Linked DNA regions of Homo sapiens: region 2 is linked to region 1. A link is a contact called in ENCODE Hi-C or POLR2A ChIA-PET data. All regions are on one chromosome and are shown on one strand. The core of a region is the stretch at or near the end of the contact, and the rest is flanking DNA. Distances in the headings are between cores, read along the strand shown. Region 1 overlaps LOC124900275 (extensin-like). Region 2 overlaps C9orf50 (chromosome 9 open reading frame 50).

Evidence for each region. Hi-C counts contacts between places; a loop is a spot of excess contacts on that map. ChIA-PET counts read pairs that join two places held with the same protein, here RNA polymerase II (POLR2A). Pooled maps may share reads with other maps.
Region 2: a map of dorsolateral prefrontal cortex shows a loop between it and region 1 (3-fold over the local background). The contact joins two enhancer-like sites. A Hi-C loop is called at or near these places in 70 of 168 maps with a recorded cell type or tissue (A673, CD14-positive monocyte, CD4-positive, alpha-beta T cell and 47 more), 8 of 37 single-sample maps with no recorded cell type and 38 of 50 pooled maps. POLR2A ChIA-PET finds 5 or more read pairs at or near these places in 21 of 52 experiments (A549, AG04449, AG04450 and 16 more).

Annotation. Positions count from the first base shown.
Region 1 is chr9:129,498,811-129,501,984 of GRCh38, reverse strand. The region is part of intron 2 of LOC124900275 (extensin-like); the gene reads right to left. All of the region lies in intron 2 of LINC00963 (long intergenic non-protein coding RNA 963), which reads right to left. Among named protein-coding and RNA genes, the nearest start is that of LINC00963, 12 kb to the right of the region's middle. Within about 2 kb of position 1,469, at least 14 of the 41 ENCODE cell types and tissues checked have a DNase peak (open chromatin) inside an H3K27ac peak, as active enhancers do; they include dorsolateral prefrontal cortex and stomach, where a contact is called at or near this core.
Region 2 is chr9:129,611,863-129,615,036 of GRCh38, reverse strand. It overlaps C9orf50 (chromosome 9 open reading frame 50), which reads left to right. Exons shown (of 7, transcript NM_199350.4): 5 at 1,440-1,602; 6 at 1,786-1,930; 7 at 2,583-2,812. The coding sequence ends at 2,690. It also overlaps a transcript of NTMT1 not described here. Among named protein-coding and RNA genes, the nearest start is that of C9orf50, 7.7 kb to the left of the region's middle. RefSeq lists an enhancer at 2,974-3,174. Within about 2 kb of position 1,441, at least 3 of the 41 ENCODE cell types and tissues checked have a DNase peak (open chromatin) inside an H3K27ac peak, as active enhancers do; they include dorsolateral prefrontal cortex and stomach, where a contact is called at or near this core.

The DNA.
Region 1 (3,174 bases), core at 220-2,719:
CCCTCCCCTCTTGGCCCGCCTAACTTTTACTCATCTGTCAGGAAGCCATGTTGATTCCACCTCCTCCAGGAAGCCTTCTTGGATTTAGGGTCCCTCCTGTTGGCTCCCAGAGGTCCCATATCCCTTGCATCATCACAATTCCTCCTCCAGATTGAAGCTGGCTGCTTTGCCAGTCTCCTCTAGGCCATGGTCTCCTGAGGACAGAGCCACACATTGGCCTCTGTCTCCCCCAGCTTGATCAGGGCAGGAGGTGCCCAAGAAAGCCCAGAAGGAAGGAGTGGGAAATGGTCCCGCACATGTATTGAGCTCCCGCTCCACAGTGAGCCTTTTACTTGCAGCCCAGTAGCCTGGATGGCTCGGCCTTTCTGACATGGAGTTAGGTCACCATCTGGTCACAGCCTGCAGCCCCAAGCTCTTCTCTTTTCATCTAGATAGTGGGCATAACCCTGGATCTTAACAGCCTGTGAGATGCAAGGAAACACCAGACGCCAAGGGCTCATCCCAGTCCCGGGTAGATGATTTTAAGCATTTCGTGTTCCTATCATTGGTCGTTATTGGGGCTCTGGAGCCAACCTCTGTGGCTTCAAATCTTGGCTTCTCCTCTCCTGGCTGGGTGACTTTGGGCAAGTTACTTAACCCCTCTGTGCCTCAGTTTCCTCATCTGTAAAATGGAACTAATCATAAGCTCATTTTCTCTGTTTCTCAGGGCCCTGGAGAGGATTATAACAATTGATATGCATGCAGAGTTTGCACAGCACTTGGTGCAAGGGCTGGGCAAATGCTGGCTGTGGTTGTTATTATCTCGGGGTCACCCTGAGCATCTGATACCAGTGAGGAGACTCTGGCTTCTGGGGAATCTTCCAGAGCTGCAGATCTGAGCCTGGCAGGAGGAACTCTTAGACCTTGTGAAGACTGAATTCCTGTCCCCTGAAGCTCTTGAAACCATCCCATCCATGTCTGCCGGTCAGAGTCACCAGGAAGTTCTTCCTTGTATCTATCCTAAGTCTTTCCTGCGTTGATTTCTCTGGGTTCCCATCCAGGCCGGATAGGAAGACGAGGGAAGGAGCCTTAAGGGTGTCTCAAGCATCAATCCCAGAACTTCCCAGCTCAGCTCAGAAGCCAGCAATGTGAGTCTCTGGCTCCTAGGGGGCCAAGAGCCAGGAGGGGAGGGTTTGCCTGGCTCAGTCTCCTTCGAAGGTCTCCCAGCCACAGCCAGATGCAAAACCACCTTTGTTCCCTGAATTTCAGGCCGTGGGAGGGAATGGGGCCAGCGCCTGGGGTGCGGCTGGGGAGGGAGGAAGAGATGCAAGGATTGAAAACTCGAGGGAGGCCTAGAGCAGCAGGGAGGCAGGACAGGGCACCCTGGGCAGCCAGATAGGGGCAGGGGTGTGGGAAACAGAGGGCGCAGAGCAGGGGCCAGCGGGGCTGGGAATAGGAGCCTCGGGGAGGCCGGTGAGGCGCGGAGAGGGAGGCCTCATACCAGACACTGTCTAGACGCAGCAATTATTGTCAGCTCGGAACACCCAGGCTCTGCCGGTTCAGCTGAAAGGGAGCTTAACAAAGAAGCAAGGGAGGAAGAAAGCAGGGAGAAAAGCCGGCTCCTGGCCTGTCGGGCTCTTTCTCTGCCTTGGCCACCCCCCTTTGTGTTCCACCAGCCCTGGTGGGGGGGACCCCAATGTGAAAGCACAGCTCAGAGATGCCTAATGGGGACACGGCTCCTCCTGGGCCCAGGGGGCCTGGCCAGGATCACTGTGTGGGTTTTTGGGAGGGAGAGGAGGGTGCTCTGGGCTGCCTCCTGCACGTGTATTTCTTTATATGGAGGCAGTGAGAACAGAATTCCCAGGGAGACAGCAGGCCTGAAAGTTTGAATCGCAATTCCCGCAGCTTCCTGCTGTATATATAGCTCTGGGCCGACTACAAATTTCTCTCAGCCTTGGTCTTCTCATCTGCAAAATAGGGAAAAGAACACTGCCTGGGCCAGGCGCGGTGGCTCATGCCTGCAATCCCAGTACTTTGGAAGGCTGAGACGGGTGGATCACCTGATGCCAGGAGTTTGAGACCAGCCTGGACAACACAGCGAAACCCTGTCTCTAATAAAAATACAAAAAATCGGCTGGGTGCGGTGGCTCATGCCTGTAATCCCAGCACTTTGGGAGGCTGAGGCAGGCGAATCACCTAAGGTCGGGAGTTCGAGACCAGCCTGACCAACATGGAGAAACCAAGTCTCTACCAAAAATACAAAATTGGCCGGGTGTGGTGGATTGAGTGCAATGGCGTGATCTCAGCTCACCGCAACCGCTGCCTTCCAGGTTAAAGTGATTCTCCTGCCTCAGCCTCCCAAGTAGCTGGGATTATAGGCATGTGCCTGTAATCCTTTTTCCCTCTTTGCTTCCATCCCAGGGAGAGTCCTTCATGCGTTGGATGGGACCTTCAAGGCCCTAAGTTTTTGTGGCTGCAGAGTCAGCTCAGAGCCATTTGGGCCAAACTCAACAGACCCACAGACAGAGAAAATGTGGCACATGTTCTCGGGCTCAGGGCTGCTACGTGGCCTTTTTCTCTCTCCTCCTCTCCCTGGCATTCTTTGCAGTTTCTGGGACTTTGGGTTCCTCTCTGGCTTCCACTTTCTCTGGGCCTCCCAGAGTCTCTGTGATTGTCTAGACCTTCATTCTCCTGCCACTACCCCAGCCACTGTCTGGAACCTGACCTTGGCTGAGCCACTGGGCCTGGTATTACAGGCAGCTCCAAGCTCAGGAACCCCAAGCTCCATCCTGGGAGAGGACAGACCAGGTCCTGAGTAAGAGGTAGGCAGGTGGCCCTGGACGCTGCCCTCCAGCCACTGGGCTCCTTGAGGAGGGGCTCAGATGCTGCTCCAGGGTTCCAGAGTGACCAGGGCTGGGGGTGGATTTTCAGAGGAGCAGCCCAGGCCCTCCTCCATCCATCATTTCCTAGTCTGGCCTGGCTGGGCCATTCCCTGGTCCTGGAGAGGTTGGAGGTGTCCCATGGGTTGTGCCTCAAGTGGAGGGCAGGGCACTTAGTGCAAGGGACAGTCTCACACACACTCACACTCACTTATACACTCACTCACACACGCACACTCACATATACACTCTCACACACATTCACACTCACACACATATACACTCACACTCACACATATACACTCACACACTCATA
Region 2 (3,174 bases), core at 192-2,691, 110 kb before region 1:
AGCGGAAACTTTCTCTCTCCTGGAGACAGTTGGCACTGCCAGGTCCAGCAAGGAAGCTAAGAGCCACCAGACCCTGGATGTAATGGTGTCTGTTTTGCAGTTCCCAGTGAGTTTTCTTTTTCTTTTTTTTTTTCTGATACGGAGTCTCACTCTGTCGCCCAGGCTGGAGTGCAGTGGCGCGATCTCGGCTCGCTGCAAGCTCCACCTCCCGGGTTCATGCCATTCTCCTGCCTCAGCCTCCTGAGTACCTGGGATTACAGGCATGCGCCACCGCCCCTGGCTAATTTTGTATTTTTAGTAGAGACGGGGTTTCTCCATGTTGACCAGGGTGGTCTCGAACTCCTGACCTCAGGGATCCACCTGCCTCTGCCTCCCAAAGTGCTGGGATTACAGGCATGAGCCACCGCGCCTGGCCATTCCCAGTGAATTTTCTGAAGTGTGTCTCGAGAAGCAGGCGAGAAGTCCCTGTTCTTACTCTGGTATAACCTTGACTAAGCTCCACCTTTTTCTGTGTGCCCAGCCTCTTCTCAGGATCCAGCAGCCCCCAGGGTCCCCAACAGTCAATGTCCTCTAGCTGTTTATTGAGCACCCACTATGTGCAGTTTCAGGAAATGTCTGCCTCAAGGTCTAGCTGTGGGCGATGCCCTGCAAACCTAGGACCTTCGCTGATTTGGGAGGGATCTGACGCAGCCTCCTTAGCGTGACAGGAAGCTGGAGTTAGAAGCTGTGATTTTTGCCCAACTTCTGTTTGTTTGGTGGGGAAACCAAGGCCCCAGAAGCAGGATGGGCTTGTGTGGGTGACGCAGAGCCACATATAGAAGCCAGAGTGACCCCGGGCCCCTCTTGGGAATCCAAGGCCAGGACAAGCCCAAGAGAAACAATTTCATGTGAATGGCAGTTGGTGCATACAGGAGATGATTCCGTGTCAGCCACTGGCCATAAGGAGCTATCATGGTGTCCCGGGCAGCAGGGTGCCCAGGAGACGTGGGGGCCAGCCTGCTGCTTCCCAGCCCTTTCCATCCTGGGGCAGCCATTGGGGAACTCAGGGTCCTTGGACCACCTCGCATGGCTGCTGTTGGACAGGAAGAGCCCCCATCCCTGAGACAGCCCTCCCTGAAGCCCTCAACGCTCTCAGCATGGTTTCTGGGATTTCTATGATGGGGTAAGTGGTCTCCCCACTGCGAGAAAGGGGGCACGCTTCCGGCTGCAGCGTGAGTGGGGGTGCGCAGGGGCACAGCTTGGGTATAACAGAAATGGTCACGCAAGGTGGTTTTAAAACCCAAGGCTTCTCTGGAGGCAGCCAGAAGGCGCTGGGGAGCCTGGGGTTGCCATGGAGACAGGGCTCTGACCGGCCCTGCCTGCCAGAGGGAGGAAAAGAGGGTGGGGGCACCAGTGCCCTCCTCCTGGGCAGAGATCTCACCCTGCCCTCTTTCCTGCAGTCCAACAGAGCGTCATTGTGAACCAGAAGGCCGCCCTGCCAGTGGCGTCCGAGCGGGTGTTTGGGAGTGTCGGAAAACGGCTGGAGAGTTTGCCCAAAGCCCTGTACCCTGGGGCCAAGGAGGAGACCCTGGCCAGCTCCTCGTGTTGGGACTGCGCTGGCCTGTGAGGCTCCAGGGAAGCGGATGGGACTCGTGGACATTGCCAGGGCCCTCCACCCCCCTTGCCTACAGACCTCCCCACCCAGCAGCAGGCGGGTTGCCAGTGTGGGTCCTCAAGGGCCCTGCCAGCCATGGGTGGGCCGGGGACTCAGAGTCCAGGAAGCTCATGGGGTCCTGTCTCCCCCAGGTCCACCCAGAAGACACAGGGCTACCTTTCTGAGGACACCTCCATGAACAGCAGCCTGCCCTTCTGTTCATGGAAGAAGGCCGCTGCTCAGAGGCCGCGAAGCAGCCTCCGAGCCTTCTTGGACCCGCACAGAAACCTGGAGCAGGTGGGCAAATGGTCTTGCTCCTGGACCTAGAAGCTGGTGAGCCCCTGCTGGCAGCTGGCTCCGGGAGCAGCCCTGTTTGGTGGAGTGGCTGGGGCTGGGAGTGGACCCTCCCTGAGAGCCAAGTCACCGTGGGGGCTTGCAGTGGCCACGCCCTGTGTTCCTGCATCTCCCTCAAAGGGCAGCTGTCAAGGGGTGGCTCTAAGCCAGGTGCCTGGGTTCCGATCACAGTTCCTTTCTGCATCTCCCCTCCCCTCCCCTCTCCTCTCTTTGCTTTTTTGAGACAGAGTGTTGCTCTGTCGCCCAGGCTGGAGTGCAGTGGTGCAATCTTGGCTCACTGCAACCTCTGCAATGGGGACACCCACCACCACACCCAGCTAATTTTTGTATTTTCGGTAGAGACAGGGTTTCACTATGCTGGCCAGGCTGGTCTTGAACTCCTGACCTCAGGTGATCTGTCCGCCTTGGCCTCCCAAACTGCTGGGATTACAGGCGAGAGCCACCGTGCTTGACCTTGCATTTGTTTCCTCATCTTTTAAAATGGGGCTGACAGCACTACCTGCCCAACAGGGCTTCAGCACAGAATCCCACTGGGAGCCCAGTCCCCTGCCCCGAGGTCCTGGTAGCAGCCAGCTGGTCCTCTGTCTCACTCTAGGAGTCCCTCCTGCCCAACCGGGTGCTGCAGTCGGTCCTGAAGCAAGGCTGCCCTAAGGGGTACCATCTCCTCCTGGCCTCCGCAACACTGCAGCCAGATAAGAGGTGAACACTCGCGAACCCAAGGCCAGGGGCACACATGGGCCAGGCAATGAGGAGCGTCCTTCCTTGCCCCACAAATAAAGGCACATCCCAGGTGGCTGGGACCTGCCAGTAGGTGTCACACCACAAGCCTTTCTGGGTACCTGGTTGCTGGTCTCTGGGGGTTCCTGGAAGGAAGGGGATGGAGACACAGCCAGGATGAGGCTGAGGGGTGGGGACAGGGCATCCCTGGGGTTCAGGACTTGTAGTGAACCCCTCTTCTGGAAGGTGGGAGACCCTGCCACATACCTGAAACCTGGGAACATGCTGGGCACAATGGTCCATGCCTGTAATCCCAGAACTTTGGAAGGCTGAGGTGGGAGGATGGCTTGAGCCCAGGAGTTTGAGACCAGCCTGAGCAACATAGACCCTGTCTCTTAAAAAAAGAAAAAAAAATAGCTGGGCGTGGTGCTCCACGCCTCTAGCCCCAGGTACTTGGGAGGCTGAGGCGG